Linked DNA regions of Homo sapiens: regions 1 and 3 are each linked to region 2. The links are chromatin loops, found by intact Hi-C in ENCODE. Cell type or tissue: Caco-2. All regions are shown on one strand. Links, peaks and the distances in the headings refer to the core of each region. The heading gives the core; the rest is flanking DNA. Region 1 overlaps MYO7A (myosin VIIA). Region 2 holds the start of LOC105369399 (a long non-coding RNA gene). Region 3 overlaps MYO7A (myosin VIIA).

Evidence for each region. Hi-C counts contacts between places; a loop is a spot of excess contacts. Peaks named below come from ENCODE experiments on the same cell type or tissue, not always from the same donor. Only the 100,000 strongest peaks of a DNase experiment are listed, where the experiment ranks them.
Region 1: it touches region 2 in a loop (3-fold over the local background); 66 of 110 quality-filtered maps call a loop at or near these places.
Region 3: a loop joins it to region 2, with 15 times the contacts of the local background. A loop is called at or near these places in 70 of 110 quality-filtered maps.

The regions. Positions count from the first base shown.
Region 1 is chr11:77,164,326-77,175,135 of GRCh38, reverse strand. It overlaps MYO7A (myosin VIIA), which reads right to left. Exons shown (of 49, transcript NM_000260.4): 15 at 8,974-9,080; 16 at 2,251-2,388; 17 at 222-380. Among named protein-coding and RNA genes, the nearest start is that of MYO7A, 41 kb to the right of the region's middle. In Caco-2, for the core only: no CTCF peak of the experiment used is centred there; DNase peaks (open chromatin) are centred at 2,444, 3,065 and 4,855.
Region 2 is chr11:77,041,848-77,052,657 of GRCh38, reverse strand. LOC105369399 (a long non-coding RNA gene) reads right to left here and starts at 4,792. Exons shown (of 2, transcript XR_950340.1): 1 at 4,754-4,792; 2 at 3,918-4,173. It overlaps B3GNT6 (UDP-GlcNAc:betaGal beta-1,3-N-acetylglucosaminyltransferase 6), which reads right to left. Exons shown (of 2, transcript NM_138706.5): 2 at 10,685-10,810. RefSeq lists a silencer at 6,325-6,504. In Caco-2, for the core only: CTCF peaks have their summits at 4,797 (motif pointing left), 5,552 and 6,413 (motif pointing left); DNase peaks (open chromatin) are centred at 4,847, 5,297 and 6,437; H3K4me3 peaks cover 1,128 bases.
Region 3 is chr11:77,183,594-77,194,403 of GRCh38, reverse strand. It overlaps MYO7A (myosin VIIA), which reads right to left. Exons shown (of 49, transcript NM_000260.4): 27 at 9,689-9,816; 28 at 4,934-5,060; 29 at 4,265-4,384; 30 at 3,534-3,707; 31 at 2,126-2,353; 32 at 1-50. Among named protein-coding and RNA genes, the nearest start is that of MYO7A, 61 kb to the right of the region's middle. RefSeq lists enhancers at 2,161-2,660, 2,661-3,162. In Caco-2, for the core only: CTCF peaks have their summits at 2,195 (motif pointing left) and 5,865 (motif pointing right); DNase peaks (open chromatin) are centred at 2,173, 5,399 and 5,863.

The sequences.
Region 1 (10,810 bases), core at 279-8,278, 120 kb before region 2:
TCTTGTTCCTTACACCACCATGTGTGAAGTCCTCACCAGCTGAACATGGCAACTGAAGCCCACTGATGCATTCCAATACCTGAACCCCAATTTTCCGTGCTGCACCTGAGAGGTCAAGCAGATGTCAAGCCCCGCCCATGGTCCTGATAAGAAAATTGGGACCCTTGCCCAGCCAAAGCTGGGACCCTCCCCTCCTGCCCTCTGTGCACTCAGCCCTGTACCTGCTTGTAGGCCGGCTTCACACCTGGCAGCAGCACACGGTACCGCTCCACAAACTCTACGAAGCTGTAGCGGATGGGGTAGCCAGCTCGGCGGATTCGGATGGTCTCCATCATTCCTGAGTACCGCAGCTGGCGCACGCACAGGTGCCGGTCGAACAGCTGCCAGGCACACAGCCAAGGGCATCAGGGCCAAGGCTCCTGCTGGGAGGCAGCCCTGCTGTGCACTTGACCAACCCAGACAAAGGCTCAGAAAGGCCAAGTCCACACGGCATGGGAGGAGCAAAGCTGGGACAGGCACCGGGATCTGCAGCTCAAATCCACAAAAGAGCATAAAGTGAGGCCTGTCGTGGTGGAGCTGTGTGCTTTGGGAGCACAGAGAAGACAGATTAATTCCCCTTGGGACACCCAAGTGGGGAGCTTCATGGAGGAGGCGTCTTTATCACCCTAACCCTGACAGGAGGGGGAGTATTCCAAGGCTGGAGGGGGTGAGCCTGTGCAAAGGTTTGGAAGCCTGAAAGCGCAGGACTTTGCTGGGAATCTTGAGGGAGCTAGAGAGGCTCGTCCAGGCCAAGTTATGGCTGTGCAGGTGAGGGGTGCTCTGCACAGCCCCAGGGAGGACCTTTCACGTTGCAGGTATTGTAGATCTGCGGTTATTCAGACAACTTTCTAGCTGCCTTAAGGAAGAGGCACATTTTTCAAAGGGCCCTGGGGTTTGGTTGGTGGAGGGGCTGGGGAGAAAGAGTAGAAGGCAGGTGCTGGGCTGTGAGGCTGTGGGGCTCTGTGAGGGCCTCATCCATGGATGCTGGAAGCCAGGGAAGTTTTAGAGCAGGGAGAGACTGGGCCAGGTCTGCATTTGAGAACAATGTCACTGGGGGCCAGGGGAGGCAGGACAGGAGGCAAGGGAGGCAGGAGACCCTTGAGGAGGCTATTGCCAAGGCCCAGTCCACAGATGCTGAGGACTGGGCCGAGGGAAGGGTCCCACTTCAGAGCCAGGGAAGACTGTGCCCGACTGCCCTGGTGTCAGTCCCCTGCACCCCCTGCATTAGAGGGAGAGCTCACTGGAGCCCTCTGCGACCCTCAGGCCCCTGCAGACCTGAGTCCTAAAGGGGACAGGCCTCATCCACTCTGGGACATGTTTTCCAGGCAGGAGGCAGCAGGAGGGGACGGTCTTGCAGCCTGTCAGCTTCCGGAGACTGTTTCCTCTCTCTCCGGGCCACTTTCCCCGGCCTTCCTTCCCTCCCCAGATCCCGAGGCCCCAGCTTCCCCCTGTGCCTCCCTGCAGGCCTCTGGGTAAACAACCCTCCCAGAGCCTGTGCTGCGAAAGGAGAGGGCTCGCAGCGAGGTGGCCCCAGCCTGAGCCCCTTAACCTCCCTGAGCCCCCAGTCCCGCATCTCTAACCTGGGACCAGCACAGTCCCTTTCTCACGGGCTGTTTGAGAAGGTTGAAGGAGGCTGTGGACTGACCATCCAGCCTATGCTGGGCACACAGAAAGGGCCCAACAAATGTTATTCAGAAAAGTCAAGAATGAGGATATCCCAACCAGCTGAAGAGATGGGGGAGGCTTCCAGGAGGAGGTGGTGGTTGAGCTGGGCCAAAGGAGAAGGGGACTTTCAAAGAAGCAGCCCCAGCAAGAACCACAGCTGCCAATCACTGGGCACTTGCTGGGTGTGGGCATCTGCAAGCATTACTGCATGGAATAGCCTTAGGAGGTAGATACGGTCAGTCCCGTTTCCATCTATGAGGAAACTGAGGCATAAGAGAAGAAACTGCTTTGTCTGCAGTCGCCCACTTGTACATGGTAGAGGCAGGATCTGAACCTGCTGCAACCCCCCGCAGAGTCTAGGCTCTTTCCAAGGCACCTGCTGCCTCCAATAAATAGGGGGCCTTGTTTTGTAAGCTCCCGGGGTGCCCCCCATTCCCCAAAGGGACAAAGTCTCACATCCTTCACTCCCACCCTACCTTATTCTTGACCTAGCTCCTCCACGTCACCCTAGCCGCCACCCGCCAACCCCAGGCCAGGGCCACTCACCATGGGCTTCTTGAACTCATTGGGCTTGATGCATCGCACAAAGAAGGGCTGGCAGGCACCCAGCGTGCGCATCAGCAGCTCCAGTGACCGCTTGAACTGGCTGCTAAGTGTGGGCGAGCGCTTCCTGGTCTCGGCGCCCTGGGGGGACGGACGGCAGCGATGGGAGGGGCTGTGCCTGCCCCATCCAGTGTCCCAGGAGCCGCCCAGTAGGAAGCGGGAGGGGAGGTCAGCGGGGTCAGGGTTTGAGGGACAGGGCGGTATTTGAAGTTTTCCTGCAAACTGCCTCTCCCCACCTTCTGAGCTGGAGCCTGGACTCCAGATACCTCCTCCAGGAAGCCTCCCAGGACTTCCAAAGTTACCACCTCTGGGCGAGGGGGAAGTGAACCCTACAGGAAGATCTCCGCACTGGGAGTCTCAAGCCTGCCCCTGCACCTGGTGCGCTGGATAACTCTGAGCAAGGGGCAGCCCCTGAGTCTCATCCCTCCCTTCCCTGTATAAAGGAGTAATCGGACTTGGTCACCTCAGGACACTGAGGTCATCTCTAGAGACAGGGGTTAGACGAACCTAGATTCAAGCCCTGGCCCACCACTTCCTAGCTGTGTGCCCTTGGGCAGGTCACTAAATGTTGCAGAGCCTCAGTTTCCTAAGTGGAGGTGATGCCATCTATCCATCTGACCAGGCTGTGACAAGGGTCAGAGGTCAGGGCATATTTCAGTAAACAGCAACCTAGAAAGGTGGTGCCGCCTTCTGGAAACCTGTGGGCAAGCGCGAGGAGGAGGGGCGGGAGCTGCCGGTGACCTCTCCCCTCCCAGGCTTAGCCGGCAGCAGCAGGCTGGGGGCGGGGCAGGCCTGGCTAATCCTCCTAAGAAGGCACACAAGCAGCCTCCTCCTAACCCCCCGCACTGTGGCTCCGACGCAGCCAGGGGTTCTGTGCTCCACCAGCCACACCTGGGCGATCCTGGCAGCCAGCGAGCCCCCTGCGCCTCCCTGCCCTACTGGGGTCCCCTCTGAGAATACTGTGAAATGAGGTGGGGGAAGCCCTGAGCCGCAAACAAACAGGAAGCCAAATGGCAGGACTGATGGGAACTGGACACAGAGCTTAGGTTTTGTTCCAAAGCATCTTGATTAGTGTTTTCCTGGCAATTTTCATTTGGTTGAGAATTTCTTATTTTACTTGACTTCATTTGATTAATATTGCAAGATTTTTATATTTTTAGAGTCATCATTTCATCTGATATCCTGTAGCATCAAAAACCAGGGGTGTAGATGTAGATATGTGAGGTATTTGGGGGGACAAAGGTGTTGTGCTCATACTCAATTTAGGTACTATGCCACCAGACTGTGATGAGGCCTTCCGAGAAAGAGCCAGTGCCTGCGATTCTGAAATCTGCAATGCTTTCCAACTGCATTGTATTTGGAATATATTCTAGGACTTTGCCCAGAGAAGCTGGGGAGTATTTGCAATGCGGTAGGGTGGTGGTCAGATCTGTGGCCCCTGGCGTTGTCCTCAATTTGATCCAGCAGCAGCACCGGGTGACCCCGGTCACTGGAGGGGAGCTGTCCAAGTTGGGCTGTACCCAGCCTGCATTAGGGCCCCTGACATGAGTACACGCATACGCATGCACACACACACACACACAACACACACACAACCTCAGCATGCACATACACACGCCACTAGGAGCACACGCATACCACCGCGTGTACACACACGCGCACGCACACCCTTCTTTGGTCTTGGTCATCACAATAAAACGACTGCTTTCTGCCCGTCCTCCCTGCTGGGCTGGGAGCCCCATGAGGACAGGATGCGTCTGCCTCTTTATTGCTGCATGGCCAGGGCCTACATGACACAAGTAACAGTCAACACTTTGATCTACTGAAGTGCTGTTGAACTGGTTCCTAGTGACATCCATGGGTTCACAGAAATTGCCCACCTTCCCGTTGCTCCAGCCAAACATCTAGCAACTGTCCTCAGTGCCTCTTCTGTCACATCTAATATATCCGCAAATCCTACAGGCTCTACTTTCAAAATATCTCCAGAACCTGACCCCTCACCACTTCCTCCACCGTCAGCCTGGTCCCAGCCACCAGCATTGCTCTCAAATTCCTGCAGCAACCCCCCAACTCGTCTCTTTGCTTCCATCCCCCACATTCCAGGCCAACCTCCCCTGGGACTGGGGAGTTAGTGAAGAGGAAAGAGTGGGACAGCCGAGAGCCACACCTGTCTCACCAGCGTGGCCACCCTACAGCACAGGGCCTTCAGACAGGGACTCTTCTGGGTGCTGGAGCTTTGAGTGCCTGGGACCCTTACACTCTCAACACAGCAGTCCAAGTGAGGAACAAAATCACATCCTTTCCCCACCCAGAACCCTCCACCGCCTCCTTGATTCACTCGCATGAAGGCACAGGTCCTTGTAGGGACCCACAGTGCCCCAAAGGAGCTAGTCCCAGGGGCCTCTGGTCTTTGTAACACCTGTTCCCTCCCCTCCAGCCCCTCCAGCCTCCTTGCCCTGCCTGAGGTGCACCTGGGATGCAGGCATAGGCTTGCAAAGCACCTCAGGGCATCTGTGCTTGCTGTCCCCTCTCCCTGCAAAGCCCTTCCTCTGGAATGTGGCTGGGCACATTCTTCCTCACCTCCTGCTCAGCTTCTCAGGCAGGCCTTTCCTGACCGCACCCACCACACCACTGAAAATCACAGAGTCCCACCGCCGCATTCCTCCCTCCTTAATCTTTCCCCATACTACATCTCACCATCTGATACACTGCAGGTTTTACTTATTTATTGGCTTTCTATCTATTTACTATTATTTTTGAAGCAAGGTCTCACTCTGTCGCCCAGGCTGGAGCACAGTGGTACGATCTTGGCTCATTGCAGCCTCGACCTCCCAGACTCGGCCTCCTGTCTCAGCCTCCTGAATAGCTGGGACTACAGGTGTGTACCACTGTGCCTAGCTAATTTTTATATTTTTTGTAGAGATGGGATTTTGCCATTTTGCCAAGGCTGGTCTTGAACTCCTGAGCTCAAGCAATCTGCCCACCTCGGCCTCCCAAAGTTTTGGAATTACAGGTGTGAGCCACTTCACCTGGCCTTGGCTTTCTAACTATCCACTCTTCTGCTGGAACTTAAGTTCCATAAGGACAGAGACTTTTTCTGTTTTATTCACTGCTACGTCCCCAAGACCCATGACAATGCCTGGCATATAGTAGGTACTCAATAAAGGTTTGTAGGTAGCCATCTGGGTTTCTGATTTGGTTTTATTTCATTGGGGGGAAAGGCTGTCCTTCCTGGTATTTGCTGTTTTCTGGGATAATCTGCAGATGGGGATGGGGTAAAGGTGGAAGTGAAAAGTTCAAAGGCCAATGTCAAATGCTCCCCAGAAAGGATCTGAGAGGAAGACCCCAGAGCGTGACATGAAAGGGGCTGGGAAGTCTCAGGCAGGAGGCCACCTGCATAGAGTGAATAGGTGTCTCTTGGGCTCAGGGCCCCAGGACATATGACTGGGCTTAGGCATTAATCAGGGGCTACTCAATATCCTAGAAGAGCTGCCTTTATCACAGCTGGGCTGGGCCCTTCACCAGCAAGGGCTGTGGTGGGGCTGCCCACGGCTGCCCCAGGGAGGCAGATGTAGGAGTCAAAGGCTGAAAACTCAGGGCTCGGGGATCTGCCGATGATGGGAGTGCAGATCACTCACTGCAAGAGGTGGCGTGGGCTTCCATCCTGATGGGAGCATTGCCACACTAGTACACTGTCATTGAATAAACTGTGACTTAATGTCTCACAATTAACCAAGCTGATTTTCATCTTCCTTTTAAAAAGCCATCGTGTTTCTAGCAGTTACGAAGTATGTTTTCTTTCCTAAGATGTGACGTTTATGGAGACAGCACAGTAAATTTTTAAAAATTAAAATTATTTTTTAAAAAGCAGGGACTTGGAAAACTTCACTTTAGCCCTCGCTTGTATATGGCCTTAGACAAGTCCCTGAGGCAGGCCTGCACTCGAATCCCTGTTGTGTCACAAGGTATGTGACCTCAGTGAGCACCTTGGCCTCTCTGGGCCCCAGTTTCTTTCTTTTTTTAAATTTTAGAGACAGGATCTCACTCTGTCACCCACGCTGGAGTGCAGTGGCACAGTCACAACTCACTGCGGCCTCCAACTCCTGGGCTCAAGGAATTGTCTTTTCTCAGCCCCCACTCCAAGTAGCTGTGACTACAAGTGCTCACCCCCATGTTCAGCTAATTTTAAATTTTTTTGTAGACACAGGGTCTCACTATGTTGCCCAGGCTGGTCTTGAACTCCTGGCCTTAAGCAATCCTCCTGCCTTGGCCTCCCAAAGTGCTGGGATCATAGGTGTGAGCCACCACACCCAGCCTGGGCCCCAGTTCTTCACCTGTAAAGTGGGAGTAATAGTAATTACTCGCCAGGTTGCAGTGGGGAGTGAATGAGGTGATAAATATAAGTGCTTAGCTCATAGCCTGGCTCAGAAGAGGTGCCCAGTAGATGTAACTGGTATCAGATTGGTCACTGTTGTATCCTAATTCTCTGTTCCTAAAACTTCTTCTGGAGGGGGCCATTTCTGGAGACTCTGGGCTCCTGCACTTTGACCTCTCCATGATTTCTCAGTAAGTGGGTTCTAATCCCAGGAGTAGGAAACTCGAGCAGGAAATATCATGGAGTGTTCCCAGATGCCTCAAGGAGCTTTGAAAAGACAGAGGAGAGAGAAGAACGGGTAGGAGGGGAAGATGGGGTTTAACCAGAGTATGCCCAAGACCAGGAGGAATGGATGGGCCCAGCGAGGGGCCAGCAGGGCTACAGGAGAAGAGGAAAGAGTGGGAGAGGCCAGAGCTACGCCCGTCTCAGCAGTACAGCCACCTTACAGCACAGGGCTTTCGGGTGGGGACTCTCCTGGGTGCCAGTGCTTCGAGTGCCTGGGACTCCCCTCTCTCAGGTTGGCCTTGTGTGCACCCCAGCAGTCGGCCAGCCTACAGTGTTGGTCTGTCAGGGTGAGTGGGGGCGGGAGGTTCTTCCAGGGCTGATCTGTGGGCAGAGGGGAGAGGCCACCATCCAGACAAGCTCCTTGCTCCTGACATGCCCTGTCTACTGCTGGGGGTGTGTGGATTGTTTCAGAACTCTGCCAGGCAGGCAGGAAGGAAGAAGGACTCAGCACCAGGCCAAAGTGGAAGGATGTCAGTATTTGGCAGAGAGGAAATGGAGGGCTGAGGAGAGAAAAGGAGGCAAAGGGGTTGGCAGCACCATGCTGTTGCTAAGGGGTACCCAGCACCTTTGGGGTCTAGAGCACCGTGGGAGCCACGGCCTGAACCAGAGTTCAGGATGCAACAGGGCTGCTGTTTCAGACCTAAGGAGGTCCGGGGAATGGTGTCTCCTAGTCCCAGCTCCCTGTCAGAATGCTGTTACCTGGAATGAGTCATATCCCCTCTCTCAGCCTCAGTCTCTCATCTGCAAAATGCAGAAAATGCTACCTGTCCCTCCTGCCTTGCAAGGTTATCTGAGGATCTGGTCAAGGCATGGCCATAGGCGCCCACCAGGGCCTGGTGGAAGGACCGGGGATTGACGCCTCCAAGGGGCCTTAGGAGACCTGCGTTCGAGTCCCCACTCTGTCCCCGGTTCCCAGAGGACCCTGGGCAAGCCTTGCCCCTCTCCTAGGACTCAGTTTCCTCCTTGAAGAAAGAAATGCCTGCAGCACACACAACTCAAAAACCAAACACAAAAATCACTCCACAAACCACTCCACACAAAAACACACTCCAAAAAAAAGGAGAAAAAGCCCAGCCCTTTTCCCGAGTCTCAGCACAGTGGGAGCTCGGGACCAAGCCCCACCCAGGCCGCTGAGGCCTCTCCCGCCATCCTCAGCCCCGGGCTGGGGTCTTTTACCTTCGCAGCAGCTGCTGAGTGGCGCAGAGTACCCGATGAATAACCACAGAGAAACTACAACAGGAACCACGGTGCAGGGTGAGATGGGGAGAGGAGGGGCAAGGAGAATGTGGTGGGTCACAAAACCACTCAAAATCCACCATGGAGAGAGGGGGACCCTCAGGGAGAGGTCTGGGGTCCTGGAAGCTCTGTGATGCCTTGGTGGTCCTGAGGGCAGGGGACAGCCAGGCACCTAGACAGGCATGGAAGGGGCAAGGACTGTCTTCTGCGTGAGGACTTCATGCACCCTCCAGGAAGCCATGGGACAGGAGGAAAATATGAAATAAAAAGGCATGCAACCCAGCAGGAAAAAATCCACTAGACCCTCACCCTAGGGCCTAAGGAAAGGCGGAGGGGGCTGTTCTCCCACTGTCTGATGGGGTCTGGGGCTGGCACAGACATGCCCTCTGTGCCAGCTTCTCTGAGTATCCACACCCACCCCACATCCTTCAAGCTGGATGTGCTCTTTCTGCCCATGCTCTCTTTAGCAGCTGGATTCCAGGGGGTGAACCCCCACAGTAAACCGATCCCTGACCGGTTCTGCTCTGTGACCTCTCAGGTGACCCTTCTCTGGGCCTTGCACCCCAGCCATATCCCCAGTTAGTACAATAAGAGGACCAGATGGGAACACCTTTGAGGCCCCTCCAGGCCCCTCCTGGAGCCACAGCAAAGCTCCATACCCATTATGTGGCCAGGGGGCTCAGCTGAAGCTGTTGGACAAGGGCAGGGCTTAGACTCAGGCCTGGCCCGTGGGGGCCCTTCCCGAACAACAGAAACCGCACCCGGCTTACCATGGCGACATCGGCCTGGAAGATCTGCTTGATGAACTTGTTCCTGGAGGAGTGGACCAGCTGGATAATGTCCCCATGCAGGGTGTCTCGGTTCTTCTCCAGGAAGCCTGCAAGCAGCAAACAGCAGTCACCTCTCACCAGCTCTGGCAGGCCCTCCCCAAACCCATAACATCTGAGCCAGGAGGACCCTCAAAATCCACCTAGTTCCACCACATCCATTTCATGACGGGGGCCCTGAGGCCTGGAGGGGACAGAGACTTGCCCAAGATCATAGAGAAAGTGAGGGGCCATCTCCCCAGTGACACAGCTCCCCTCTTCCAGGCCTGTTCAAGAAGGGCAGGGGGGTCTCAGTCTCCAGGAGAAAGCAGGCCTCCTTCCTGACCAACCACCCCAAAGCTACCATGAGTCTTTTGAACTAAGATATCAAAAGGCCTTGTTAAGTAAGTGTGTCACCTGGGAGAGAATGCATGTTGATCTGGTACAAGCTAATATTAAAGGAATTCATTAAAACCACCTTGTGGTTGGACAGTGTGTTATGTTTTATGAAGACCCCTCACAGCTCCTTCTATGTGGGACAGGTAGGGATTACCTCCTCTGCCCCCAAAGGGAGAAAACTGATGTTCAGAGAAGCTAAGTGAGTTGTCTAATGTCACACAGTAAGCCATGGGCAGAGTTAAGACTTGAACCCAGGACGCTGGTGCAAAGGAGATTCTCTGCACCCAGAACCCAGGATCCCCAGGAGCCTAGGGAGATTCCCCTGCACCACACAGACCCCAGAGGAGGCTGCCACTCACAGGGACCGAGGAGTTGGAAACTGGTTAATGGGGAGGGGGTTGTAGAGTGGGGCAAGAGACGGGGTGTCCAAGGACTGCAGATGCCAGAGGGGGAGTGCCACTGCACAGAGCAGGACATAGGCTGCCCATGAATGGCGGACAGCACAGAGATCCAGTGCTAGGCTGCCCGCCTGGCACCTGGGGAGGGGCGAGTTGCAGGGGACACACAGGAATGGAGGGTGGGCTTTGCAGTTGGGATGTAATTGGGTTCTCACTAAAGCTCTGACAGACTCACTATGTTATCCTAGAAAGACCCCCATTCTGGGACTCCAGTTTCCTTAACTGTTGGATGGGAAGGATAGTGCCTACAAGCTTGCTTCTCTTCAGAACACCTAATACCACCCACTTCATAAATCCACATCATAAATAAGACGCTGTATTGAAAAGGTTCTTTGTGAACTAGAAAATGCTGGTAGAATTCTTTCCAGTCATTTAGTCTTGTTTAACAACCTTAGGCAAGCCATTTCCCTTTCTGGGCTTCAGTTACCAATTCTATTAAGGTAGATGACCCTTATGTTCCCTCCAGACCTGGCGTTCTATAGTTTTACAACTCAGCATAGAGATTATTCAATTTTCACTTCTGTATCCTCAGCAACGTCATGAAGCCTGGTACATAATAGATGCTAAGAGCATATTGGTTGAACTGAACTGAGAAATACAATCCTCTATTACTCCAAATGAAAGACCAATTTGTTTGCGTGACAGTCCTTCAAACTTAATGTCTGCTTCCTTCTTCCAACAATAAGGTTGGATCTCACAGTCCAATATTGTAAGGGAATCTGAGCCGCCATCAGATTCTACCACTGCAGCCTGGCTCACTGATACACTGCTGACTTCTGGACCAGTTCAGCAACGGAGTAAGAAACGGATGGGTTATAGCATGTTTGGATATCTTTGGCCTTTTTTAAAAAAAAATTAATTTTTAATTTTTTGTGGTACATAGTAGGTATAGATATTTATGGGTTAATTGGCCTTTGACTATGCATGGGACCCCTTGAGGCTGT
Region 2 (10,810 bases), core at 1,730-9,729:
CTACCTCAGAGTCCTGCTGTTGGGTGGCATGAGACACATGGGCCACCTAATTTAACAACAAAGACAAGATATTATTCAGAACGCCACCCCCACCCCGCCCCCCCATTCCTCACTGACCCATATCCGCACATCCTTGCCAACACTTGGCATTTTTAGGTCTTTCTAATTTTTGCTCATCCATAAGTGCAGACATCTCATTGTTTTAATTTGCCGTTTATTCCAGTCATTCACAATTTTGAGGATCTTCTCACGTGCTGTGAAAGTGGGGCATTTCCTCTTCTGTAAATAAATATAGTGTGATGTTGGCCTCTTTTGCCCACACTTCTGTTGGGGTTTTGGTTTGTATATTCTAGATATTGATGCCTTGTGGAGTTTAGACAGTGTACGTGTCTCTCCCACTGTCAGCCTCTATTATCTTTGTCCTTGTGTGTCATTGAACAGAAATCTTTAATCTTGATATATTCACATTCAAACTTCAGGCCAGGAGTGATGGCTGAAGCCTGCAATCCCAGCACTTTGGGAAGCCAAGGTGGGAGGATCACTTGAGCTCAGGAGTTCAAAACCAGCCTGGGCAATATGGTGAGACCTCGTCTCTACTAAAAATACAAAAATTAGCCAGGCATGGTGGTGCATGTCTGGAGCCTCAGCTGCTTGAGAGGCTGAGGCAGTACGATCCTTTGAGCCCAAGAGATGGAGGCTACAGGGAGCTGTGATCATGCCACTGCACTCTAGCCTGGGTTACAGAGCAAGACCGTCTCAAAAACAAATCTTATGGTTTACGGCTTTGAAATTTTGTTTGAAAAGCCCTTTCCCACACCTAGGCCACAAGATAGTCTCTGATAGTTTCTTCCACTATCCCTAGAGTTTCACATATCAAATTTAGGTCTTTAACTCAGCTAGAGTTCATCCTTGAATGAAGCATTGGGCAATAATCCTGATTCATATTTTCTGTAGAGTGAGCCAGTTTTCCTCACAGCATCTACTACAGAGATGTCTCCCTGCATGCTCCATTCCCACAGAGGCAGCATCTACCTCCGAGTTCACTCCTTTGTTCATTGGGCTGTTCTTTTATCTGTACCATGCTGTTTGTATCACCACAGCTTTGTGGTGCTATTTGTGATATCTAGTAAGGCAAATTTAACTCCTATATTTTAAGATTAATTTTGCTATTTATTTACATTTTAGAGTAAGTTTATCGAGTTCCTAAAAAAAATCCAAATGGATTTTTTTATTAGGGTTGCTTTGAATTTAAAGATAAATTTGGGAAAAATTGATCTCTTTATAATATTACATAGTTTATTTTTACATTTTTATTTATGGATTTAAAGTGACAAATAAAACTGTACATATTTACCATGTGTAACATGACGTTTTGAAATATGTATACATTATGGAATGGCTCATTGGAGCTAATTAACTTTTATTTTTTTGAGACGGAGTTTCGCTCTTATTGCCCAGGCTGGAGTACGATGGTGCAATCTTGGCTCACTGCAACCTACACCTCCTGGGTTCAAGCGATTCTCCTGCCTCAGCCTACCAAGTAGCTGGTATTACAGGCATCAGCCAGGCGTGGTGGCGCACGCCTGCAGTCCCAGCCACTCAGGAGGCCGAAGCAGAAGAATCGCTTGAACCCAGGAGGCGGAGGTTGCAGTGAGCTGAGATCGTGCCACTGCACTCCAGCCTGGGCAACAGAGCAAGACTCCATCTCAGAAAAAAAAAAAGGCCAGGCGCAGTGGCTCACACCTGTAAGGACTTATACAGTCACTTAATTCCTAGATGCTTTCTAATTTTTGTTGTTATTGTGGTTGGTATTTTCTCCCAACTTTTTATTTACTCTTTACAATGTCAATCTAGGCCGGGGACAGTGGTTCACGCCTGTAATCCCAGCACTTTGGGATGCGGAGGTGGGAGGATGGCTTGAGCCCAGGAGGTCAAGACCAGCCCTGGTAACATAGGGAGACCCTATCTCTGCAAAAAACTGAAAATTAAAAAATTATCTGGGCCTAGTGGTGCACACCTGTAGTTCCAGCTACTCAGGAGGCTGAGGTGGGAGGATCTGCTTGAGCTCAGGAGGTCGAGCTTGCAGTGAGCCGTGATTGCACCATTGCACTCCAGCCTGGGTGACACAGTGAGACCCTGTCTCAAAAAAAAAAAAAAAAAAAAAGAAAGAAAGAAAGAAAGAAAAATCAACCTATAGAAAAGTTGAAAGACTAGAACAATGACCATTCTTATGTCCTTCACTTGGACTCATGAATTGCTAATGTTTTGCTGTATTTACTTTATGCTTTATGCTCGCTTACAAACATTCATTCTTTTTTTCTGAACCATGGGAAAGTTCCAGACATCATGAATGGTATACATATTTTTTAAATTTTTCTAGTTGATTATGCCTGGTATAGAGAAATGCTGTTGGTGTTTTATGTTGACCTTGAATCTGGCAATTTTGTTGTTACAAGGCAAAACATTTTTTTTTCCTTTATTTATTTATTTTTTTGAGACAGAGTTTTGCTCTTGTTGCCCAGGCTGGAGTACAGTGGCGTGACCTTGGCTCAATACAACCTCCGCCTTCAGGGTTCAAGCAATTCTCCTGCCTCAGCCTCTTGAGTAGCTGGGATTACAGGCGCCCACCGCCACGCCCGGCTATTTTTTAAAAAATGTTTAGTAGAGATGGAGTTTCAACGTGTTGGTCACGCTGGTCTCGAACTCCTGACCTCAGGTGATCCTCCTGCCATGGCCTCCCAAAGTGTTGGGATTACAGGTGTGAGCCACCGCACCCGGCCAAAACATTTTTTTGTTTGTTTTTAAACTACAACCACAATTAGAATTACATTTTATATCATGATCCTGTATCTTTAGTCTCTGTAATTCACTTCATATTTCTATTTTATTCTTTTTAATTTTTTTATATGTGGGTTTCAGACGCTGAATTGATTTCAGGACCCACATATGGGCCTCAGTTCATGGTTTGAAAACTACTGCTGAAGACTGGGGACCTGTGGTCTGGGCTCCCGCAGGCAGTACACCCAGTTATAGGCCCTGGCTGTGCTCCATGCCTTCCTCCGGCAGGCTGCTGTAGCCCTGGCTGACTGAATGCAGAGGTCCAGGGGCCAGCAAACATTCATAGTATTTGTGTCATTCAAGCCCCTCACAGATCGCCCTCCCCAGGGCTGGATTCTGAGCGAGGGTCACACCTGGGCTCCCTGCCCTGCCGCAGATCGGCTGTGGGACGCTAGGCTGGCCACCACTTCTCTCAGGGCCCTCTTTCCCATGCACAGGAGCTGGTCAGGGAAGGCATTTCTCAAAACCTTTCAGGCTTGGACTTCCTGTCTCTCTATCATTTTTATTTGCTCTTTCTTCAGGGTTTAGGGGAGTGAGTAGGTGTGGCATTGGGGTGGAGGAACCGAGGTGGGGCCTTGCCTTTGAGCTCTGCCCTCCACCCTGCCCAGCTCTGCATGCGTCTGAGGTGGCAGGGGCTGGGACGTTTTCCTGCCACTGAAAGTGTGAACAATGCTATGGCTGGTTTATTTTTTCCTCGCTGGTGTGTGTTCTATTTTCAGTAAGTTTTAATTGAAATGTAGATTCGGGTATATTGTGTGAGATAGAACACTCCCAGGTGCCCCAGTGACTAGACGGCCAGATTACTGTCTGCCTCCTTTCTCTGAAGCTTGGAGACCCGGCCTCTGGCCTTGTGCAGCTCTAGCCTGTGGACTCTGGGAGTAGTGGGCCCAAGGCATGGTGGCTGGGGTGGTGATTAGGGCCCAGGAACAGCAGGCAGGAGGCCCAGGCCCTTAGTCCTCGATGCCCAGCAGGCTCCATTGATCTTGGGCAGGTCTCTTCTCTACCCAGGCCTCAGCCTCCACATCTTTCAAGTAGGGATGATAATCCTGTTTTCTGGTTGCGGTGAGGACACAAGGAAATCAGGGGCTTAGAGGTACTTTATAACATGATGTCTCTCTACATTACTTTGTGTATTTAAAAAAAAATCTTAATACAGCCAGGCGTGGTGGCTCATGCCTGTCATCCCAGGACGTTGGGAGGCTGAGGTAGGAGGATTGCTTGAGCCCAGGAGTTCGAAACCAGCTTGACCAATACACGGTTAGTGAGCCATTAGTGATCAGTGAGTTGTGATCTATCGCACCACTGCACTCCAGCACTCCGGCCTGGGAGACATAGCTATAAGACATAAAGATACATAATATTTATACATATAAGAAATGTAAGATACATATATCTTAACATAATTTTTAATTATTTTCTTGCATATCTTCTTTTAGATTTAGCCCTGAGTATAATTTTGTTTCTATTGACACTTTAAAAAATGACTTTTCCTGGCATATATGCACCATGGAATACTATGCAGCCATAAAAAAGGATGAGTTCATGTCCTTTGCAGGGACACGGATGAAGCTGGAAACCATCATTCTAAGCAAACTATCACAAGGACAGAAAACCAAACACCGCATGTTCTCACTCATAGGTGGGAGTTGAATAACGAGAACACATGGACACAGGGTGGGGAACATAACACACAGGGGCCTGTCGGAGGGTGGGGATTTTGGGGAGGGATAGCATTAGGAGAAATACCTAACGTAAATGACGAGTTGATGGGTGCAGCAAACCAACATGGCACATGTATACCTATGCAACAAACCTGCACGTTGTGCCCATGTATCCTAGAACTTAAAAGCATAATGAAAAAAAAAAAGCAAAAAAAAAAAAAAAAAAAAAAAAAAAGAAGCTAGCTGAAACCTACCAAAACCAAGATGGCAATGATAGTGACCTCTGGTGGTCCTCACTGCTCATTACATGCTAATTATAATGCATTAGCATGGTAAAAAATACTCTCACCAGCGCCATGACAGTTTACAAATGCCATGGCAACGACCGGAAGTTACCCTATATGGTTTTAAGAGGAGGGACCTTTATTTCCGGAAATTGTCCCCCCTTTACCGAAACCTCATGAATAATCCACCCCTTGTTTAGCATATAGGTATACTCAGTCAAGTAGCCTGCATTGCTGCCCTGCCTATGTAGTAGCCATTCTTTTGTTTATTTACTTCTCTAGTAAACTTGCTTTCACTCTAAAAAAAAAAAAAAAAAAAGACTTTTCCTCATAGCTTGTTGCTACTATATAGGAATTAAATAGATTCTTTTGGTCTTTTTCTTTTTGAGACAGGGTCACCAAGGCTGGAGTGCAGTGGCACGATCAGGGCTCACGGCAGCCTCGACCTCCCGGACTCAAGCGGTCCTCCCACCTCTGCCTCCCGAGTAGCTGGGATTACAGGTGACACCACCACTCCCTGCTAATCTTCGTATTCTTTGTAGGGATGGGGTTTCCCCATGTTGCCCAGGCTGGTTGCAAACTCCTGGGCTCAAGAGATCCACCCACCTCGGCCTAGATTTTTGTATATTGATTTTTTATCTGGAGAAGTTGCTACCTTTTCTTAGTAATCTAATGAAATATCTGGAGGGTTTGTGCGCGTGTGTGGTTTTTTTTGGTGGTTTTTCTATGTAGACTAATAGTTCTTGAAGAGGTGTACTGCCCTCTAGGGAGAGATTTGGAAATTTGCAGGGGAGTTTTATTTTTTGTTGTTGGGCCCAAGAATTCACACATCAAAATAACATTTTATTTTAAAGTATTTTTCTTTTATTTACCTCATATTTACATAATTTACAATAAAAGCATTGTATTGGCTTTTTGAAAATATGTGTGTGGAAGTGTTATATTATCTAAGTATTTCATTTCAGGATGGAGAGAGTGGCATTCATTTGTTACAGAAAGGGAAGTTGGATCTGATAGGGTTCTAAACTTCTGAGATTTTGAAAAAGTTCTTCCTCTAGTTCCAATTATTATATTTCTGTATCTTTTTTTGTCTTGGTGTTCTCTCAAGTTCTGGACAATTCTGAACAGAAGTAGTGATGATGGGTATATCTCATTTGCTCCTAACTTTAAGCAAAATGCTGTCAAATGCTTTCACCTCTTACTAAGATTTTCTTTAAAATCACTAATGGATGTTGAATTTTAATAAACGTCTTTCACATTGCCTCTGAAATGCTCATATTTCTCTTGATATAATGTACCTCATTGACGGATCTTCCTGTCTTATTTATGTAGTTTGGCTGTTTTTCTAATGCTAAGCCCCTCTGGAATTTCTAGTATAAACACACCTCCGTCCTGATAGATCTCCTTTTCACATGTCATCGCATTTCGCCTGCTAGCATTTTGTGTAAGATTTTTGTTTCCATCTAGGTTCCTGAGACAGGCGCATCATCTTCCCTGCTCATGGGATCCTTGAGGGGTTTGAGTGTCAAAGTCATGCTGGTCTCACAAGGGGCGTTGGGGGATCGCGCTCCGGGGTTGCTTCGCTGAGTGCGCGTGTGTGCGGGATGCGGGGTGCGGGGTGCGGGGCGTGCCCCCTGGCGGCCGCGGGCCGCATGAGCCGAACGAGCGGAGCGGGGAGCGCCGGGCCAGTGCCGTGGGGAGCGATGCGCCAGGTGGCGCCGGGTGACGCCAGGTGATGCCGGGGCTGCGCGGGTACTGCAGCCTTCCGTGGACCTGGACACGCGTGCAACCCAGCTTCAGAGACCGGGTGGCCAGGACCCAGAGTCACCCAGCCGACCCATAACGGCGGCTTCTTGAGTCTCGGGGCCGGCAAGGTCCTGAATCTTCATCTCTAGGAATAGAATGGGGATAATCCGCCTGTCTGTCAGGGAAATGGGAGGAGGCTGTAAAAGCATTTTTTGTGTGATTTTGTGTCAAAGCACAATTCGGACCTTCCAGAGGACCTGTCCGCATTCTGGCCTCAGCATTCTTGTTTTCCTGTTTCTTGCAAGCCCTTGACAAATGGCAGCTAGGGGCAGGGAATTCAGAATTAATGTCACTCAGTAGTCCAGAATGAGAGCTCGCATCATGGAGGTCTGTGTGGAAGAAGCACCCTTGTTTGATTCATTTTTGTGCATTATTTCATTACTGTTGATTTATTCCACAAATATTGACTGGGCACTGTGGTGGGCATAATAACGGCCGCCCAAAAAGTTGCCCATACCCTACTGAATACCTGGAACCTGTGACTGATGCATGTTACATAAGAATGTTACATGTGGCATGTCACCATGTTACATGGCAAAGAGAAGTAAGGTTGGAGGTAGAATGAAGGTTGCTCATCAGCTGACTTTAAGATAGGAAAAGAATCCCAGGTTATCTAGGTAGGCCCAGTGTAGTTACAGGGTCCTTGGAAGTGGAAGGAGAAGGCAGGAAAGTCAGAGAGTGATGTGGCTGTGGAAGCAACGCACCAAGAGCCGCCACATGGTCGGTTTTGGAGATGGAGGAAGGAGGTCTCTGCAAGCTGGAAAAGGCAAAGAAATGGATCCTTCCCTAGCACCTCCAGTAAGGAGTGCAGTTGGTGGGTAGAGCTGTAGGGTAACAGATGAGTGTGCTTTTAAGCCAAGCTTGTGGGAATTTGTTACAGCAGCAATAGGGAACTAGTACAGTATCCTAACACAGGGGTCCCCAATCCCTGGGCCAATGACCGGTATTGGTTGTGGCCTGTTAGGAACCGGGCTGCACAGCGGCAGGTGAGCAAAGCTTCATTTGTAATTTATAGTTGCTCCCTATCGCGTGCATTACCACCTCAGCTCCGCCTCCTGTCAGATCAACGACAGCATTAGATTCTCATAGTAGCATGAACCCTATTGTGAACTGCGCATGTGAGGGATCTAGGTCGCCTGCTCCTTATGAGAATCTACTGCCTGATAATCTATCACTGTCTCCTATCACCCCCGATGGGACTGTCTAGTTGCAGGAAAACAAGCTCAGGGTTTCCACTGATTTTACATTATGGTGAGTTGTATAATTATTTCATTATATATTACCATGTAATAATAATAGAAATAAAGTGCACAATAAATGTAATGCACTTGAATCTTCCCCAAACCATCCCCCACGTTGGTCTGTGGAAATATTGTCTTCCACAAAACCAGTCCTTGGTGCCAAAAAGGTTGGGGACTGCTGTCCTAACAGATACAGTCCACATCACTGGGACAGATGGCACTCATCCACTCATCCATTCACCCCAAAAGCATGTAGGAGTATTTGTTATGGCCTGCTCAGAAAATAGATCAGCAAGTGACAAGTGGCTGTGGCTACTGAAGGCCCACGGCAAGGGCTGCAGAAAGGTCACAGAAGTGCCACCTCCTCCTGCTTCCTTCAACCTCTCAGAGCTGCCAGTAAGCCTGCAGAATGACAGTACCCTCCTATGTGGTTTACAGAGGATTTACATGGCCCTGGCATGGAACATCACTGTGGAAAGTGTATTAGTCCATTTTCACACTCCTATAAAGAATACTACCTGAGACTGTGTAATTATAAAAGAAAGAGGTTTAATTGACTCACAGTTCTGCAGATTTAACAGGAAGCATGGCTAGGAGGCCTCAGGAAACTTACAATCATGGCGGAAGGCGAAGGGAAAGCAGACACCTTCTTCATGGGCAGCAGGAGGGCGTGTGTGCGAGAATGAGGAAGTGCCGCGCTTTAAAACCATCACCTCTCGCGAGAACTCACTATCACGACAAGAACGTGAGGGAATCCGACCCCGTGATCCAATCACCTCCCGCCTGTCCAGTCCTACGTGTCCCTCCCCTGACATGTGGGAATTACAATTCAAGATGAGATTTGGGTGGGGAAACAGAGCCAAATCTTATCAGAAAGAGCGGCTCAGAGAGGTGAGATGACCTACTCAAGTTCCAGGAGTGGGAGTGATGGGACTTGCCACGGATTCCCTCTGTGTAAATCTGTGACAGCCCTGATGTAAATCAGACATGGCCTCTCCCTCTGGGAGCAGCCAGTCTACTTGGTGAAAAACAAGGGATGAAAGGGGACACAGCAGGTGACTTAAGTGCTATGGTTGGAATGTTTATGTTTCCCCGGAATTCTTTTTTTTTTTTTTTTTTTTGAGACAGAGTCTTGCTCTGTCGCCCAGGCTGGAGTGCAGTGGCGTGATCTTGGCTCACTGGAAGCTCCGCCTCCCAGGTTCACGCCATTCTCCTGCCTCAGCCTCCCGAGTAGCTGGGACTACAGGTGCCTGCCACCATGCCCGGTTAATTTTTTTGTATTTTTAGTAGAGACGGGGTTTCACTGTGTTAGCCAGGATGGTCTCTATCTCCTGACCTCGTGATCTGCCCGCCTCAGCCTCCCAAAGTGCTGGGATTACAGGCGTGAGTCACCACACCCGGCCCCCCGGAATTCTTACGTTGAAATCCTAGCCCTGAAGGTGACGTGGTGATGATGTGATGATGGCAGAACCCTCACCAATGGAATCTGGGCCGCTGTAAAAGAGGCCGTGGGAGCTTGCTTGCCCCTCCCACCATGCAGTGACACAGCAAGAAGGCAGTGAGGAATGGGCCCTCGCCAGACACCAAACCTGCTGGGACCTTGACCTTAGACTTCCCAGCCTCCAGAACTTTCAGAAATGTTTGTAAGACACCCAGTTTATGGTATTTTTGTTACAGCAGCCTGAACAGACTAAAACACTAGCAGGGCAAGGCTGCTGTAACAGTAGACAAACCCCAGAAGCTGAAAAATCATAAAAGTTTTTGTCTATATTGTTCTGTCCATAATTTTTTTTAAAAGCATAAAAGTTTATTTTGTCTTCCTCAGTAGTCTGAACTGAGTATTCCAGGTTGGTCCCCGGGCTGCTCTGCTCCGTGCAGGAACTCAGGAATCCTCGTTTCTCTGCCTTCCTCTAGGCCAGCGGTTCTCTGCTAGGGTGAATTTTCCCACCAGGGTATGTTTGGCAACGTCTGGAGATACTTTGGGTGTCATGACTTGGGCTGTGATACTGGTATCTAGTGAGTGGAGGACATGGATGCTGCTGAATGTTTTACAATGCACGGGACTGCCCCCCACAACAAAGAACCGTCCTGCCCCAAATGTCAGTAGTTGAGAAACTTCCACTTGGGCCTGAAGCATTGTCCTCACTTGCAAAGTCAGAGCTGGGTCCCAGGCCCATCCATGTTCCAGCGAATGGGAAGGAGGAAGAGAGCATAAGCAGGCCCAGGTGCCACAGTGATCCTCATCCACTCCCGTCCATCCATGAGGGCCTAGTCACAGGGCCACATCTAACTTCAGGGGACGGAGTGCTGGGAAATGGAGTCTAGGTGAGTGCCCAGGAGGAAGGGAACAGCCGACTCAGGTGGGCAGCTGGCAGCTTCCCCGACAGGCGTCCTAACTGGTGCAAGAGACATGCAGGATGGAGGTGGTTGGAGGACATTTCGGTAACTAGGTCAGAGCTTGTGCAAAATGCAGAGACAAGAGAGAGCCTGACAAAGCGCAGGCACTGCCACCTGGATGGAGGCTGACAGTGGGAGGGAGGGATCAGTGAGCAGCAGGCGGGTGGCAGGAGCCTGAAATGCAGGACTGAGGAGTCTAGTCTTCGTCCTGAAGGCAGGGAAGGACCTTTGGCCAGTCTCCTGACGTTCTGCCCCGGCTCTTTCCTCCCTGAAGGTGAGTCCCTCGTGTCCATCTTACATAGTTGGGACCTTGCTGACACACACTTCTGCCTGCCTTTAGGCCGTTTCCTTGATTTTCTATGTTGCCAAGATGACTGGCAGCTGCTGGAGGTCAGGACCACAGCCTGGTTCTCAGAGCCCCAGGCACCAAGTTCCCACCCACCCTTGCAAACTCTCCTTTTTTTTTTTTTTTTTGAGATGCAGTCTTGCTCTGTCGCCCAGGCTGGAGTGCAGTGGCACGATCTCGGCTCACTGCAACCTCCGCCTCCCAGGTTCAAGTGATTCTCCTGCCTCAGCCTCCCAA
Region 3 (10,810 bases), core at 1,912-9,911, 140 kb before region 2:
CCATAGTCTACAAAGTACTGCTGGGAGGCCAGCTCAGCCAGGTCGTCCTCCTAGGTGGGGGGAGGCCTCGGTCATGCATTGGCCCAGGCCCCTCCAGGAAGCCCTTCCACACCACCAAAGGCTCCAGGCCCCTCTCCTGGCCCTGCCTCCTGTAGCTCTCAGAGCCTGGCCTTTGGGACCCAGGCTTCTCACTGATTCACCAGGGAATTCTTGTCTGCTCAGAGGAACCATGAGCTCCCCAAGGGCAGGGCCACACCCTCACCTTCTCCTGGATCCCTCTGGCACTGGCATGGAGCTGGACTCTGCCCAGGGGCACATGAAGTGATGCAAAGAAACAAGCCAGCCCATCGAGCAGCCACTGCACACTCAGCCCTGTGAGACAGCGACCAGAGCTGACAAACAGCAGAAGAGGAAGTGTCTGCCCTGGAGAATGGGAGACACCTAGGGTCTGCTGGCAGGGTCAGAGTGAGGGAAGTGCATCACTGTGACTGCCTCCATCACCATTACCACCGTTAAGCACTTGGGGGACAGTTAAAGTGGTTAACAGCTGGCAGGATCTACTGCAGAGGGTTCAGAGAGCCAAGTGGCCACTGGGCATTTGCCCCTTCTCTGCCTGGCCTGGTGCACAGCAGCCCCAGTGATGCCTACCTAGAGCTCCCCAGGGCTCCAGCAGCAAGGGCATAGAGAAAGGCTCTTGGGGGCCTTGGAGGCAATAGATATTTTCCAACCAGTTTGAAATATTTCAGAATTTTAGCAACTGATGTGGCTATACTAATGCACTCCGCCTGAATATTTGCTTACCACCAATACCACCATTATCATCACCACTATCACCAACAAAACTACCACCACTACCTCCACCATCACCACCATCACTGCCAACACTATCACCAACATCATTACTGCCTCCACCATCACCACCATCATCACTACCAACACTATGCCTCCACCATCACCATCATTATCACTACCAACAACACTGTCATCACCAACACCATCACTGCCTCCACCATCACCATCATTACCAACAACACTGTCATTGTCAACACCACCATCACTACCTTTACCATCACCACTATCATCACTACCCACAACACTGTCATCACCACCAACACCATCACTACCTCCACCATCACCACCACCACCACCATCACTAACATCATCCCTACCTCCAATATTACCATAGTCATCAGTACCAACAATACCTCATCACTAACATCACTACCTCCACCATCACCAACACCATCGCTACCTCCACGATCACCAACAGCATCGCTACCTCCACCATCACCAACAGCATCACTACCTCCACCATCACAAACAACTACCTCCACCATCACCAACACCATCACCACCTCCACCATCACCAACAACACCATCGCTACCTCCACCATCACCAACAGCATCACTACCTCCACCATCACAACTACCTCCACCATCACCAACACCATCACTACCTCCACCATCACAAACAACACCATCACTACCCTCCACCATCACCAACACCATCACTACCTCCTCCACCATCACCACCATCATCATTACCAACACCATCACTACCTCCACCATCACCACCAACCATCATCACTACCTCCACCAACGTTACTACCACCAACTATCCTCTTCATTTCCACCACCTCCTTTCTCATCCCTCCATCACAATCACCAACAGAACCATAGCTACCATTACCATTATCGAAAACAAAACAACCACATAACTCCTGTCCTCAGAAGGAGAAAAAAGAATACACATTTGCAAATTCTGATCTCAAGGAATGGCTGTATTTCTCATTTAATGCAGCGCTTACTAGATATACTCAGAATGGTGCAGCAGGTCCTGCGGCACGTCCTCTGTAGCACGCACAGTCACTACAGCAGTGTGGGGGCCTCCTCCACTGGTGGAATTCAGGACATCCTCAGAAGCCCTTGCTCCCGCCATCTCGCCTCTCCTCACGAGCCCCCTGAAGTAGGCGGTGTCCATCCAGGAGCCTGAAGAGTGCCTGGTTGCAGTCAGGCTCACCCCAGCCTGAGCTAATGATGGCTCACAGAGGAGCACTCAGCCCAAACGTGGAAAGCAGGAGGCTGTGAGCCAAGCCAGCCTGGCGGAAGATTCCCTCCCACTCACCTTCTCACACCTGTACTCCCCAAACTTGACTCCTCGCACCACCTGCTGGTAGATGAGGTTGGTGGCCACGTTGTCCTCGGAGGGGCTGTGCCAGGGCGTGAAGACCTCTTTGCGGAAGAAGAGCCTCCAGGGGGCGTTGCGCTCCTGGGCGCCCTGCTCCTTGGCGTACTGCTCGCACTGGGAGATGGCGTCCATGACGTGGTCACTGCCGCTGCCCAGGGAGGACACCTGTGGGCACAGAGGGGAGGGGAGCAGGCACAGAGTCAGGGAAGGACTATGAGGAGCCTCAACGGGGCCAACGGTCAGTTCAGACAGAAAACGGAGGCCCAGCGAGGGGCAGGGACACGTCCAAGGCCCCCAGGAGGCAGACCAGATTCTAGCCCTGGGCTCTAAGCCGCACCCCCACCATTGCCTTCCTAGCCTCAGTTCTGGGCACGGTGACGTGGGAATTCCCATTTTCTAGTGGAAGCTTTTTGGGAAACTGAACAGACAGTACCTGGAAACATAAGAGCATCGGTGAGAAAAATCCAGGCAAACTGTGTCCAGCAACACGGTACCTCCCCTGGGCTTGTGGGCGGGGGCCCCTCTGCTGAGCATGACGTTGCTGGGGGTGGAGGCAAAATCACCCAAGCCCCAGGTCCCGCTCAGCCGAGGAGGCTCCAGCCTCCGAGGTGAGTCTGCGGGACGCCCACACTCCAGCTGCTTCAGGGCAAGTGTGAAGGAACTCCTGTTTGCTGAGGAGTTTCTCCATCAGATGCCGTGGCAACCTGAGAGGGAATTCCATTCCCATCTGCACACAAGGGCTGCGCAGCCCTCCCATCAGCCTGTGCCATGCTCTTCCTTCAGCACCAGGAGAGGATTCACTGGGCCTGAGGACACAGGACTGAGGACATCCTACTGCTGGGTTTTCCCTCAGGTGCTGAAGAGCACTCAGCAGTTTTTTGTTTGTTTGTTTTTTTGAGATGGAGTCTCGCTCTGTCGCCCAGGCTGGAGTGCAGTGGTGCGATCTCAGCTCACCACAACCTCCACCTCCTGGGTTCAAGTGATTCTCCTACCTCAGCCTCCCGAGTAGCTGGGACTACAGGCGTGCGCCACCGTGCTCCACTAATTTTTGTATTTTTAGTAGAGACGAGGTTTCACTACATTAGCCAGGCTGGTCTCGAACTCCTGACTTTGTGATCTGCCCGCCTCAGCCTCCCAAAGTGCTGGGATTACAGGTGTGAACCACCGCACCTGGCCGAGTTCTCGGCAGTCCTGAGGAGTCAGGCAGAGCCAATTAGCACAGGCTCAGGGGGAAACCGAGGTGCTCAAGGGTGAATAGCCCCGGCAAGTAGGTGGCAGCACTGGCAGCCCGGAGTGGGGCCGGGAGGAGGTGCTTCCGGGAGGAGGTGCTTCCGGGCGGCCATACCTTGTCAAACAGGGCAATGTAGAGGGAGAACCCGAACCGGTCCTTGAGAGAGATCTTGTCGGCCAGCGCGTTGCAGAGCTCCTTGGCCGTGGTTGCCGAGTCCGTCAGCAGGGTCTTGGTGGTCCCATCCATGAATGTCACGGGCAACATGATTGGCTTCTTGGACTTGGTGGCCTGGAAGTGCCCCAAGAGGGTTTGTGGGGTCCCTTCCCTTCAGACCTGCCTGCCCCTCTGGACTTTGGCTCTCTGCTTTCTGTGGGGTTGGAGGTGCCCCAGCACCCCAGGCCCCAGTACCTCACTGGGACACTGCTTGTCCCTGTCACAGGTGTCCAGGGAGCCCTGCTGTGCACCCCACCCCAATGGGACCTTTAGGACCCCTGAGCCAGGGCCTGGGGCTGAGAGGTCAGGCACTGCCACAGGCCAGGGGTCTCTGCTATCACTTCATATAACCTTCACCATGTGGCAGGTAAAGGCATTGAGACACAGAGGGAATCTCCTTTGCCCAAGTCGTCTTGACCGTAAGGCCAGCAAATGGAGTCCCTCATCCTTTGGGGGCTTTTCTGTTCCGATGGGCCTGGGGTTCCAGAACTTGAGGGTAGGTGTCTGAGGAACCACAGAATCTCAAAGCAGGGAATGTTTCTGGGGCACTCGAGTGCACTGGACACACACACACACGCATTTACACACGTGCGCACACATGCACACGAGCACGTGCATACACACGCACGAACCTGCAGCTCCAGCCAGCTGGGCGGCTGTGTCCGTGTCCCATTGACAAAGGTCCTTCTCAGGCGCTCCTCACAGTACGGGGCGTAGCCGGGCGGGCCCCCGTGGATGAAGTTCCGCAGGTACTGCAGCCAGAGTACCCGCTGAGGCGGCCCCTGGGGCTCCCCATGTGGATTTTGAGGGCAGCCGCCAGGCCCTCCCGGCACTTGGAGGCCGCTCCTCCAGGCCAGGTTGCTTTCTGTGGCTTCCCTACCCTCTCAGCTCCACCATCTATTTCCAGCCACGTCTGTGGCCTCCCCCACCTCCCGCTAGCTTAGCCTAGTGGCTCCTCCCCATACCCCTTCACAGCACCAGCCAGTCGGGTCGGTCCTGCCATGACCTGCTCCACTCTGACCCCAGCGCCCAGGGCCTGCCCCAAGACGAGGGTGCAGAGGGCCTGGGACACGCTCCTGTCAGACTCAGCCCCCTCCTAAGTAGAATGGGGCTGAGGGGAGTGTGGGGAAAAGAGGTGGCTGCCTGAGAGGAGGGGGTGCCAGGAAGATGGGGCTCAGTAAGGAGTGGCCGGGTGGGCCTTGTGACCAGGCCCTTTGGAGCCCCTGGCTATTGCTCTCCCCACAGTGCTGGGACAGGGCCTAGCTCCCCTTCCCACTCCAGGAGGCCAGGCACCTTCCTACCTTGACAAACTTCTCGGAGGGGGCGAAACAGCCCACGCAGAGAGACACGAGAATCCAGCCCCGGGCATAGCTGCTCTTGGAGGGGTTGTGGGTCAGCTGCTTGCTGATCTGGCAGTAGATCTCGTCCCTGGGCAGGCAGCAGGGCAAGGGAGGGGGAATCACCCCACAGGAACAGCCCCGGTCCCCACCTCCTCCTAGCAGCCAGTGGGACGCCACACAGCTGTCCTCTCCAACTTGCCAAGACCACCCGGGAGGAGGCAGAGTGAGGCTGGGTGGCAGGGCTGAGCCAAGGGCTGGGGTCTGGCTTTGGAGACAGGATCATCGGGCATAAAGCACCTCCCCAACTCCAATCCAGTTCCCACAGCCAGGGCCCCACCATCCAGGGTGGTGCGTATCCTGCTCTGGGCTCAGCAGCCGCAGCCACAGCCACAGGTGACCATGCTAATGAGAAGCACAGTCCCCGCCTCTGCCTCGTTCCTAACCAGCTGGTGGCCCAGGCAGGTGAGTTCGCCTCTCTGATCCCAGCCCATAGTCACGGCAGCAGGTGCAACTTCTACCCATGGCAACGGACAAAGCGGAAACAGGAAAAGCATCCTGGGGTGTCACTGGGGGATGGAATGAGTAGGGACTTTGTCTCTGGTATATTTCTGTAATGTGTGAATACTTAAGGGGCCATGTATGACTTTTGTAATGGGATGAAAACAATTAAGGTAATTTTTTGGTGTTCATTTTAAAGGAATCCTTACAAGATTGCTGTGAAGATGAATGAGCCAAGGCTTATGACACACCTAGCACAGTGCCAGGCACAGTGAACCCCTCATAAATGCCAGCTGCAATTATTGCTGGGCTTGTTCTTCTCTTCTGCAAACTGAGTACTCTAAGACTGCAGCCTGCCTGTTCAAGGACAAGGGCAGGACACATGACGATGCAGTGTCCGCCAGGGGGCACTCACTGCTGCTCTTCTCTCCCAAAGGATGGCTGGGATTACCTAATTCAGTGGCTCAACAGTTTTGAGAGTTTATAATTTCAAAGAAAATTCTGAAGTTACCCATTTTTTTATCATGATAAATGAGAACATTTATAACACACACAACCTGCCCACTATCTAGATCCCAATTATCTCATAAAACAAAGGTAATTTTAAATTTCCAAACAGTAGGAGGGCAAAGTCTCAGAGCAGTCCTTTAAAGAAAACAAGTTTAGCTTCAGAAACATCCCTCCTTTTCCCACCTTGCCACAGACTAGTGAGATATTATCACCTGCAGCTGGGAGTCTCCACTCACTTTACAGATGGGGAGACAGAGGCTGAGAGCAGGGAGGGATTAGCCGTGTGAGGCCCCTCAAGGAGTTGACACCCCAGCCTTTGGACTCTTGGTTCAGGGCTCCTGGCACCGTGTTTCCTAGAAGTGTCAGCTTTAGGTATGATGGTGAGATAATTTGGAGGCAAATTCTTGCCCCTGAGACACGCCTGCAGCAGCTGCCTTTTCCTCCTGTTGGCAGGTGGCCCTGGGCAGTGTGGCCACCCCGGTGAGGTAGTGACTAGCCTTGGGGAGATAAAAACGGGGGCCTGATAGGAGGCAGGAGGCCTAGTGACCCCTGGGCAAATCTCTTCCCTACTCTGGACCTCAGTTTCCCCATCAGGAAAGTGGGGCTTGGTCCCTGCCTCATCCTGCTGTCCTCCCAACCAGCATGCACACATTCATGGCATCAGCTCTCCCGACAGACCTGTCCTATGCAGAGACTGTTCTCAGAAAAGTCCTAGCCCTCCTCTCATCAGCTGAGTTGATTTTTTGGTGGCTCCTGGTGACTCCTGGGTCTTCCCTTCAACTCCCCAAAACCCCAGGGACCTGGGTAAAGGCCTCTCCTGGCCCTGTGGGGAAGGAGGTACTTGCAGGATTCCCAGGCACAGTAACCTTAACCGTGGGCCTAGGGTGGGTGACTGGAGGTGAGCTGGCGGCAGCGGGGTTAAAGCAGGAAATGCATGTTGGATGATGATGATCAAAGCTACCATCTACGGGGCGCTTACTATGCTCCAGGTCTGGTGCTACACAGTTTTCATAGCTTTATCTTCCCACAAGCCTATGTATGAGGTAGCTACTGCAGGCACACCTCATTTTACTGTACTTCACTTTATTACACTTTGCAGACATTGCATTTTTTACAAATTGGTTTATGACGACTCTGCATGGAGCAAGTCTACCAGCACCATTTCTCCAACAGCATGTGCTCACTTCCCGTTTCTGTCACATTTTGGCAATACTAGAAATATCTCAAACTTTATTATTATATTTGCTGTGATCTGTGATCACTAATCTTTAACGTTACTATTGTAATTGTTTTGTGCACCATGAATCGTGCCCATAGAATATGGCAAACCTAACTGATAAATGTTAGATGTGTTCTGACTGCTCTACCAACCAGCCATTCCCCCATCTCACTCCCTCTCCTCACGCCTCCTGATTCCCTGAGACACATTCATATTGAAATTAGGCCAATTAATAACCCTAAAATGGCCTCTAAGTGTTCAAGTGAAAGGAAGCGTCGCACATTTTTCACTTTTAATCAAAAGCTAGAAATGATTAGAGAGGAAAGCATGTTGAAAGCCGAGATAGACCAAAAGCTGGGCCTCTTGTGCAAAGCAGTTAACCAACTTGTGAATGCAAAGGAATAGTTCCTGAAGGACATCAAAAATGCTACTCCAGTGAACATGCAAATGATAGGAAAGTGAAACAGCCTTATTTGCTGATATGGAGAAAATTTTAGGGGTCTGAATAGATCAAACCAGCCACAACATTCCCTTAAGCCAAAGCCTAATCTAGAGGAAGACTGTCTCTTCAATTCTATGAAGGCTGAGAGAGGTAAGGAAGTTGCAGAAGGTAAGTTGGAGGCTCACAGAGATCGCCTCATGAGGTTCAAAGCAAGAAGCTGTCTCCAAAATATAAAAGTGCAAGGTGAAGCAACAAGTGCTGGTGGAGAAGCTGCAACAAGTTTTCCAGAAGGTCTAGCTAGAATCATTGATGAAGGTGATTACACTCAACAGCAGATTTTCCATGTAGATGAACCAGCCTTCTATTGGAAGAAGATGTCATCTAGGACTTTCATAGCTAGAGAGAAGTCAATGGCTGGCTTCAAGGCTTCAAAAGACAGGCTGACTCTCCTGTCAGGAGCTAATGCACTGCTGACTTTCAATTGAAGCCAATGCTCAGTGACCATTCCAAAAATTCTGGGGCTCTTAAAAATTATGTACAAGAGGCTGGCTGCAGGGGCTTACACCTGGAATCCCAGCATTTTGGGAGGCTGAGGTGGGTGGATCACAGGGTCAGGAGTTCAAGACCAGCCTGGCAACATGGTGAAACCCCGTCTCTACTAAAAATACAAAAATTAGCTGGATGTGGTGGTGGGCACCTGTAGTCCCAGCCACTCGGGAGGCTGAGGCAGGAGAATTGCTTGAACCCGGGAGGCAGAGGTTGCAGTGAGCTGAGATGGCGCCACTGCACTCCAGCCTGGGCAACAGAGTGAGACTCTGTCTCCAAAAAAAAAAAAAAAAATGATGTACAAGGAGACGAATGTTATTTTCATGCCTGCTAATGCAACATCCATTCTGCAACCTATGGATCAAGGAGTAATTTTGGCTTTCAAGTCTTATTTAAGAAATACATTTTATAAGACTATTGCTGCCATAGATAGTGATTCCTCTGGTGGATCTGGGCAAAATCAATGGAAAAGCTTCTGGAAAGTATTCACTATTCTCAGTGCCATTCAGAACATTCATGATTCGTAGAAGGAGGTCAAATTATTAACATCAATAGGAGTTTAGAAGAAGTGGATTCCAAACTTCATGAATGACTGAGGGGCTCAAGACTTCAAGAGGAAGTAACTGCAGATGTGGTGGAAATAAATAGCAAGAGAACTAGAATGAGAAGTGGGGCCTGAGGATGGAACTGAGTTGCTGCAATGTCATGATCAAATTTCAGTGGATGAGGAGTTGCCTCTTATGGAGGAGCAAAGAAAGTGGTTTCTTGAGATGGAATCTATTGGTGAAGATGCTGTGAACATTGTTGAAATGACAACAAAGGATTTAGAATATTGCATCAACTTAATTGATAAAGCAGCAGCAGGGTTTGAGAGGATCGACTCCAATTTTGAAAGAAGTTCTACTGTGGGTAAAATGCTGTCAAACAGCATTGCATGCTACAGAGAAATTTTGTGTGAAAGCAAATCTCACTGTTGTCTTATCTTAATAAATTGTCGCAGCCACCTCGACCTTCAGCAACCACCACTCTGATCAGTCAGCAGCCATCAACATCAAGGCAAGACCCTCCAGCAAATAGATACAACTTTCAGATGACCATTAGCATTTTTGGCATTAATTTCTAATCAAGATGTCTACATTTTTTAGACATAATGCTATTTCATACTTCATAGACTATAGTATAGTATAAATATGACTTTTATATGCACTGGGAAACCAAAATATTTCTGCAGCTCTCTTTATTGTGATATTTATTTCTGTGGCCTTCAACTGAACCTGCAATATCTCCAAGGGATGCCTGTTTTAGGATTCCCCCTTTACAGACAAGGAATCAGAGGCTTAGAAAGATGAAATAACTCCACCAAGGTCCTAACTCCACCAACTAGCTAGCAGCGAAGCCAAACCCAGGCCTGCTTGGCTTAATCTCTTGCTAGGTTGACAGAGGCACCACTCAGCCACCAAAAGACTTTCAGGCCCTGGTGTCCCCGCCTCCCGGCACTGACCGGAGTGCTGGCCGCAGGATGCCATTGCCGATGATGAAGTGCAGCTTCTCCAGGTTGGAGGTGGGCCGGTCCTCCAGCATGCTGTTGCCCTGCACTGTGGACTCCCCGTCATGCAGCCTCTTGGTCACCTGGGCCAGAGGGAGAGGACAGGGCAGGTAAAGTTAGGGGTGTTCCCCTGCCAGCCAGGGCACCAGCACCCGAGGCTGCCTGCTCCCCAGAAAACAGAATCTAAGGAGTGAGCAGAAGAACTGGGCTCCCCATCACTGTCATTACCCCTGCCACGTGCACAGCAGATGCTGGGCCAATAACTGGCCCACACAGCAGGGGCACACTGGCCCGGTGCCACCCACTTCTGGGGACAGAGCTCCTCTGGCCACCTCCTCGATACCCTGCACCCCACACCCCACCCCAGGGAGGTCCTCTCAGCCAGGACAGGGACATGATCCTCTGACTCCAAGCGGGACCCCTATCTCTCTGGGGTGCCCCCGCCAACATAACTGTGGCACCTGGAGTATACTCCAGGTTCCAACCACCAGTCACCACCACTCTGTCACCAACACCCTTAGCCCCGATGTGACCAGCCTCACACCAGTTCTTATGAGATGTTTCTCCTCTCTCATCCCACACAGCCCACAGCACAAGCCCCGAGCTCTGCCCAGAGGATGTAGGGTGAGTGAGAGGCGAGCGGCAGGAGTGGGTGGTGCAGACAGGGAGCACCACTGAACACCCTCGGCTGCCATTTCTGCCTTCTTCCCAGGACCCCACGGAGTGGGCATTTTCTTCCCTGGGTCCCTTGAATACTAAGCGGCAGAGGTGGGATTCAAATCTGAGGCCACACACCTGCAAGGCTGGATTTGTGCCTCAGGTGGGGACAGGACAAGGGCAGAGGTGAAGTGGGAGCCCCTGACTCTGCAGTGGAGGAGCTGGGGAGGCTTCCTGGAGGAGGTGACCCCAGGCAGAGAAAGGAGGAGTTTCAGGCAGAGGGACTGGCATGTGCAAATGTGGGGATGGGGGCCTGGCCCCCAAGGCTGTGAATGCCTTGGTTTGTGTCTGCCTCTCCAGTGTATCCTCCCCTGCCACACACACACCAGCCTGGACAACCCCAGAGCACAAGGGCTGGGA